Linked DNA regions of Homo sapiens: all the other regions are linked to region 3. The links are chromatin loops, found by intact Hi-C in ENCODE. Cell type or tissue: PC-9. All regions are shown on one strand.

Region 1 (2,500 bases), 250 kb before region 3:
AGTTCTCAAGGAGGGGTTTTCACGGCAGAATCATCTGAGGAGCTTTGCTCACCGTCTCCAGGCCTGGGCCCAATAATGCGTACTTAGAAAAGCCACTCAGGTGATTCCACTGAGACCTTCTGCTCATGGGAGAAGTGCTTGAGTTTGAGCGTGGAGACAGGTCACCCTACTGTCCTCTTAACCCTACAGCCATTTGCTCTGCCACTGCGAGGCCACATGTGTATGTCTTACTGTATTATGTCCTGCTCAACTTCCTCAGGCCTACAGAGAAATCTATTCTTGTGCCTCTTGTCACCCTTCCTTGGATGGTGGCAGTCATGGCCAGTGTGATCTATCCAAAGCACGTTGCCAATTAACACTCATTAGCTAGGTGCTAGAGAACAGATCCAAAAAGGGGTACCTGCTATTGCACCAACAAACCAAGTGCACCTTTCTAGTGGACTTCTGTATTGAACCCTCCTTGCCTGCCCCTTGTACTTATTTTCTTAGAGCGGGGTTCTCAAAGTATGCAGGCAGCAGAATCAGATCACTTGGGAACAAGATGGCAATGCAGATGCACCGCCTCTATCCCAGACCTAATGAGTTATAAACTCTGAAGGTGGGGTTCGGGTCCTATGTTTCTGATGCACACTTGAGTGTGAGAACTACTGCTTTATAGTATTGGTGCACTCCCCTGCCCATCGCCACAAATTAGAAGGTCTTCAAAAGGTAGGGACCACTCTCCTTCCTCCCCCCACAAGTTAGCACACTGATCAGTGCATAGTAGGAACTCAAAAAACATGAGTTATTTCTTGAAGCTAGGGCAGCTGTACTGCCTGCTCACAAGAGTGAATAAACACTCCCTTGGCGTGCCACCTCTGAGAGGTTGCCAACACTGGGTCTAAATTATCTCCCATTTCTTATGGGTTGTATTTTCCATATTTACAAATCAGCTTTCCCTAAATCCTCTCCAAGTTTTTTACATTCTTTTCAGCTCAGGAAGCCAAAAACAAGATGGCATGTTTTAGCCAATGTCTGTTTCCTGCTGGGAGGGGGAAGGGCATTTCTGCATGATTCTTAAATTCCATGCTCCCAGCATGGTGATTATTTTCCGAACAATAGAACCAGATTGCTGATTCATGTTCGGCTCACGGCTCCAAGCATTTTTTTTTTCCTGCTGTACTTGTACCGATGCAACACAATAATGTTCTATTCATCCCTCTGAATTAGAAATGCCAGCAGCTCAGATATGCAACTGAAGAATCCCCCCTCCCCTCTGGCTTATTTAAAGCCTTCCCACAAATAACACATTTTGAAATATTAGACGGTGCTCACTTTGAGCCATTTGGCTTGGGCAAGGACAGTTAAACCTTATTTTTTTCTCAGCTGCTCCTTGCACAATGCCTGGCACACTGTCACTATTATTCTTAAACACTGTTTGTTGAGTGAATCACATACCTTCTTCTTGAGGTTCTAGCCTTATCCTTCTCTTCTGCCCTAATATATTACAATAAGCCCTTTCTTAGGTGCAGAGAGAAAGCCTTGCTCTCACATTCAGAGGCTCGTGTTTGCATCCAGCCAAAGAATGAGATTGACCTCAAGGTCTGATGATCCAGGTGGGCTCCAGCCAGCCCCATCCCAGTTTGCACACTGTCTGCAGCACCAGTCCTGCCACTGCTATAGCAGCAAGATTTTTGGCTGCCTCTCAGCACAGCTTTGCCAATGAGCAAGAGGGGTCATCTGTGGGGTTTTGTTTCCTAGCTGCAAAGTCAAATCAGGGGGACTACTTAGTGCTCTGAAAGCTCTCATGGTCAACCTGGCTTTCACATCAAAATCACCTGCGCACCTTTGAAAAAAAAAAAAAAAAAAAAAAAAAAATCCCAGTGCCCAGGTGCACTCCAGGCCAATTAGTGTCTGTAGCTCAGGCCTCAGTTTGTAAAGCAGCGTGGGTGATTCTGATGCCCAGCCAAGATTGAGAGCCACTTAGGTTTAGAGGCCCTAAAGTAGCCTCTGAAGTAGTATCCAGGGGTCTCCTGCATCTGCCCTTGCCCCTTCTCATCTCTGTTTAAAATGGCATTCCAACAGGTAGGATACGATTCCGCTCCTGTCACCCCTCTGCTCAAAATCCCACTGTGGCTCCCACAAGGATCTGCCCCATCTGCCTCTCTGTCTCTCCTCTCCCAGTTTCAGCTTCACCAACTCCTTCCTCTTCCTCGAACGTGTCATATGTGCCCCCTACAAGAGGGCCTTTTGCGTCAGGATTTTTCCTTGCCTGAAATGCTCATGCCTCCAACACCTGCTTGGGTCCCTCCCTCACCTCCATTAAGGGTTGAACACCTGAAGTTCTCGGGATGCCTATTTGAACATCCCAGTGCTGTCACCTGCCCCTTCCCTGGGCACGGCGCTTCCCAATACCCCTTATCTTCCTCTCCTGTCTCTCTTTGCCATAGTACTTAGTGTCTTTTAACATGCTGTACATTTTACTTCTGTGCTTTGCTGCTGCTGTTGTTGACTGTTTTTT
Region 2 (2,500 bases), 260 kb before region 3:
AAGGTGTTTTCAAATCATACCACGCTGTGATCCACCTTTTGTATTCAGTAAAACTAACCCTATTTGGGAATGTAGTATCAAAAAATCAGTAAGAGAAAAAATATGAAAAGCTAGCGTAGTTAGACTGGGCATGAGCCTAAAGAGGAACATAAAACTCTGAGTTAGTAAAAATGTGGAAAACTAGTGAAAGCTCTGTCTGTACCGTATCCCAGGTATTAATCTGAGTGGGTCACCTCTTGGAGGGGAAGGCAGTCAGAATTTCTCCACTGGGTATGGCAGGAGACTCATGCCCCACATAACAGACTTTAGCAAATGACTGTTGAATGGCAAAGCTATACTTTTCATTTCAGATTTTCAGGCAGTCTCTGTAAGTGTTTTGCCGTCAGGAAGGGAAATAATTCAACCAGGGTCTATGGTTGAAACTGAGCTTAATTTGCTGTTGCTGATATTTCTTTTTATTCTTAGTAAAATAATTCACTTTTACTTCCACTCCACCCACTCTCTCAACTCCAGTTCAACAATCTCATTCTAGAGTTCCCCCTACTCTTTATGTTAGTCAATATCCAGGCCAAATCATTGTCCTCTTCTCTCTCTTCCCCTTCCTCTTCCCCTCTCCTTTTCCACCTCTCTCCCAGACAAAGTCACCATGGCATGTTACAAAGAGCATTGGCCTTGCCACTTAAATATGGGATACTGAGTCAGGAGTAACCATTCCTAAAATGGGAATAAGGCCGTAGCTCTCAAAGGTGACATTGGGTTAAGTGGGACGTGCACACTTAATCCATGGTAGTATTCTATACCCTTCAATGCTGGGTTCTGGGGCTACAAGCAGAGTAAAATCCGATTCCTGTGTTGAGGACTAGGTCAGCAGTGGCAGAGGTGGAATGGGCCTTAAAACAAACAAACAAAGCCCCCTGCAAATCTAAAAGCATCAACCACATCTAATTTATTGTCACATTGAGTGAAACATGGAGCACTTTTAAGCCAAATAAGGTAGTGATAGAAAAGTAAAGAAGAAAACAGCCAGTAAAAATTTTATGAGACCAACCTGAAAGGACCAGCTTGGCCACCTGCTGTTTATAGTGCGGTTTCCTTATGGCTGTCTTTCTCTACAGGTGGACTATCATCTCCGAACACTCCTAAGAAATGGAAGATAGTCTCTTAAGAGGACAGCCCAGAGGTAGTTTGAGGAAACGTCTGACAGCAGGAAAAACAACTTCAGCAGATGCCCCTTTGGCCAAAGCATGCTGTTAAAACTGACTCTACTGACACCTGGTGGAGAGTAGGGTAACTTCTCCCTGCTAAAGAGGGTGTGTGTGTATGTGTGTGTGTGTGTGGGGGGGGGGGGGGTGTGTGGGGTGTGTGTGTGATGAACGGATTGGAAACACATTCATCATGTCAGGGAAATTAATTCCTAAGGAATGAGGGTACCATGCAGAACCACCAGATGCCAGAATATATAATTGTGGTTAGGTGACTCACTGAGACACATGCATGAAAAACAACAAACAAGAATGTGAAAATAAAACATTAAGACTGCAGCAAATGATTTATTATTGATTTTTAAAAAGAGTTTGATAATGAGTAAGACAATAACAAACAATCCACTCCCTTCTGCAACCCTGGATGGTGTCATAAGAAAAGACTCTAGTACTTGACCCCTTGATAGTATCATCTGAAATTTAAAAGAAAATTCAATCTTGTCCCAGGGAGACAGTGTCTCTCAGTCTGAGCCAGTGCTCTGCTGCCTCTGGAATCTGCAGTGAGCTCCTTCAGATTTTTAACCCTGGGATAAAAAGAATAATCTTCCTAAATGGAGTGTTATGAAGACTGCTGTGCTCCTGAAATTCCCTTGAAGATGAAAATAAAATTATCCTAATAAATATAACTGTTTACTACTTCTTCAGTGTCAAATGGGGGGCAGGGGACATGGGGCTACATTGCAAAGCTCTTGCAGAAATTGACTTCGGAAACTTTGTCTCCATTCTCACGCATTAGGTTCTTTTTTTTTTTTTTTGAGACAGAGTCTTGCTCTGTCACCCAGGCTGGAGTGCAGTGGCATGATCTCAGCTCACAGCAATCTCTTTCTCCTGGGTTCAAGCAATTCTCCTATCTCTGCCTCCTGAGTAGTTGGAATTACAGGCACAAGCCACCATGCCTGGCTAAGTTTTGTATTTTAAGTAGACCCAGGGTTTCACCATGTTGGCCAGTCTGGTCTTGAACTCTTGGCCTCAAGTGATCTGCCCACCTCGGCATCTGAAAGTGCTGGGATTACAGGCGTGAGCCACTGCATTCAGTCGCACATTAGGTTCTTGTTTAATTCTGCTTGGTAAAGGTTCTGTTGGCTCTTTATCAGAAATTCCAGTGGCTTTCTGTGAGGTGTCAGGTGCATGGTATAGCACACACAGCCTGAATTTGTCTTTCAACAGTGTGTATCAAAGGTGATTTTCAGGAATGCACCAGAGCAATTAGAGCAATCATTAGTTCCAATTTGCAAGAA
Region 3 (2,500 bases):
AATTAACACTAATAATAATCCCACAATGGTCATTGGGAAATCCTCCCCCAAAGTGACAACTGCCGCTAAGAAGGGCAAAATCCACTAAGAATGAAAATTCCCCCAAATGAGTCCTTCTCCGAGGGGGTGGAGGTCACACAGTTGGCACAATTGGTATCACAACCAACTCGAGGAGACCCAGAGGAAGATGCTGCGCCAAGAGAAGCAAAGCGAAGGAGCGCGACCCAGGAGGCTAGCGAAATCCCCGCCAAGCCCCCAGGAGGCGGAGAGAAGCCCAGTCGCCAGGCACCGGCCACGGCGCACGCCAACATCCAGGATAATTCTCCTTTCCAAGCCCGGGAGTTCCGGGGCAGGCGAAAAAGGGGGGATGGGAGACCCACAGTCCCTTTAACCCTCCCCCCTGGCCTGCCAACCTTTTCCGAACCCCCATGTCACACAACTTCCTCATCATGGAAACTTCCACTGGGTTCGGCGCTGAGGATGCCAAACTCCATTTCACAAGGAACATGTCAACAGCTGGGCTTGGGGTTTGAGGAACAGAGCCGCTGCGATTGGAACAGAGCCCGGCCACCCTGTTCCACCACTGTCCACTCCGTAGCTCCCAGCCTGCCGCCGCGCGGTGCCCGAACACGAGAGGGCACCTCCTCCCAGATCCGGGGCGCAGAAGCCCCGCGGAGGCAGGTAATCAGGCTGATGACACCCCCACCACCCACGCTCACCCGCCTGCCCGCCCGCGCGCGCTCGGCTTAGCCGCCCGCACCCCTCCGGGTTCTTGCGACGCTCCGTCACCATCCCGCCCACCCTGTGGACAGTTGGAACTGTCGCCCCCTCCTCCTCTCACCCCGCTGCCTCCGCGCGGTCCTCTAGCCAAATTACCAGTGCCCTGGAGCCGGTTGGGTTGAGCGCCCCTGCCCGGGGAAGGTAGCCTGCGGGCTCTTGCCCCGAGCCCGCGGAGCAGGAGGTCTCTTTTCCAAGCGCACTCACATTATTCATGCAAAGTTAATCCCCGCCGCGTCACGGCCGCCCGCCCGAGGATGTGCGCCTTCCTTGGCCAAGCCCCGCAGTCTCCACCCTCCTCCGCCCCCTCCTCCCGGCGGCGGGGTCCCGGGGAGCGCCGGCGACTGGGCGTCGCGCGAGTCCTGCAAAATGTCAACTCCTTGGGCGAAGAGAGGCGGCCGCAGCCAGGGCCGCGCCGCACCTCCCCGGTCTCTCCACTTTTATAGGCGTAGGAAGCTACTGCGGCTGGGGCACCAGAGTCCCCGCCTCTCCGGGTCCCCCGCGTGCCCGGCCCGCCCCGGCCCGCTTCCCGGGCGCTGTCTTACTCCGGGCCCGGGGCGCCTGCTCCGCGCCGCGTCTGCGAACCGGTGACCTGGTTTCCCCTCCAGCCCTCACGGCTGTCCGACTTGCGCGGCGGTGGCGGCGGCGGCCAAGAGCAGGCAAACCCGGCTCCGCCAGGGGCGCAGCGAGGAAATGGCCTCCTGGCGCACACCCCGCCGCCGCCGCCAGCCATCGCCACCGCCCCGGGCTGCCCAGCCGGTACAGACGCCCCCTGCCAGGCTCCGGGCCAGCGCTCCGACGCGCTCACAGCGCCCGGCTTGCCGACCCCGACCCCGACCCCGAGTCCTACGCACTCGAGGTCCCCGGGCCGGCCGCCTCCGCACCTGCCTCCCCAGGTGTGGGCGCTCCCCCTCCTCCTAATCCCGGCCGTGCCCTCCCAGGGTTGGTGACGGTGCTGTGGGTTTGGTGGCCGCGCGTCCACCCACCCGATTGCCTGCGCGCATAGGTGCGGGTTTGGGCGTCATTACTCTAGTTGGAGAAGAGGAAAGAATGGGGAACGAGTGACACCGGGACCGGAGGGCGAGTCTTCCAGGAGCACGTCTCGGCCTTCTTTGCCCGGCCCGACCGGCCCGACCCGTGCCGCAGCGCTCCTCCCTCCGCTCCTAAACCACTTGTGGCGCGTGTCGGGAATACAGGGCGCTCTGGCTCTTCTTGGGGCCTCCGCTGGTCCGACCATCTGGCAGCTCTCTTAACCACCACGGCCACCCCACGAATGGAAGTTTGGGACGTGCCTGGGTTGCCCTTAAGGAGGACACCCCCGCCCCCACCGCCATTATGCATATCGTGGGAGAGGCGCGTACAGGGCTGAGACACTCCTCAGGTCCCAGAACGGCCGCCCTATTAATTTGTCTTTGCCCTGGAAATGTATAGATAAAACCAGGAAGACAAAAATAATGTATACTCTTCAAGAGATCTTTCCCGGGCAAATATAGGTCTCTCAAATGCCCCCGACCTTAAGTCCTGGAGACCAGGAAGAGACTTGCTTTCTGAGCTAGAAGGATACTTGGGAAATACCGAGTCCTCACTCAGCTAAAAGGTAGTCAATAAGGAACTATAGTTGCAACAAAACTACTTTGACAACAGAGTACAATTAATTTCTTATAGACAGTATTAAAATAATTCCGACATCATAATTTAATATTCACATCTATTCGTGTAACAC

Evidence for each region. Peaks named below come from ENCODE experiments on the same cell type or tissue, not always from the same donor. Only the 100,000 strongest peaks of a DNase experiment are listed, where the experiment ranks them.
Region 1: it touches region 3 in a loop (7-fold over the local background); 5 of 110 quality-filtered maps call a loop at or near these places.
Region 2: a loop joins it to region 3, with 11 times the contacts of the local background. A loop is called at or near these places in 4 of 110 quality-filtered maps.

The regions. Positions count from the first base shown.
Region 1 is chr3:24,241,239-24,243,738 of GRCh38, forward strand. The region is part of intron 3 of THRB (thyroid hormone receptor beta); the gene reads right to left. Among named protein-coding and RNA genes, the nearest start is that of THRB-AS2, 91 kb to the left of the region's middle. In PC-9, no CTCF peak of the experiment used is centred here; a DNase peak (open chromatin) is centred at 1,123; H3K27ac peaks cover 1,534 bases.
Region 2 is chr3:24,236,943-24,239,442 of GRCh38, forward strand. The region is part of intron 3 of THRB (thyroid hormone receptor beta); the gene reads right to left. Among named protein-coding and RNA genes, the nearest start is that of THRB-AS2, 87 kb to the left of the region's middle. In PC-9, CTCF peaks have their summits at 1,257 (motif pointing left) and 1,464 (motif pointing right); a DNase peak (open chromatin) is centred at 1,479; H3K27ac peaks cover 1,800 bases.
Region 3 is chr3:24,493,811-24,496,310 of GRCh38, forward strand. THRB (thyroid hormone receptor beta) reads right to left here and starts at 1,040. Exons shown (of 11, transcript NM_001354712.2): 1 at 842-1,040. THRB-AS1 (THRB antisense RNA 1) reads left to right here and starts at 277. Exons shown (of 2, transcript NR_046244.1): 1 at 277-681. In PC-9, a CTCF peak has its summit at 1,420; DNase peaks (open chromatin) are centred at 591, 1,081, 1,441 and 1,791; H3K4me3 peaks cover 2,500 bases; H3K27ac peaks cover 2,500 bases.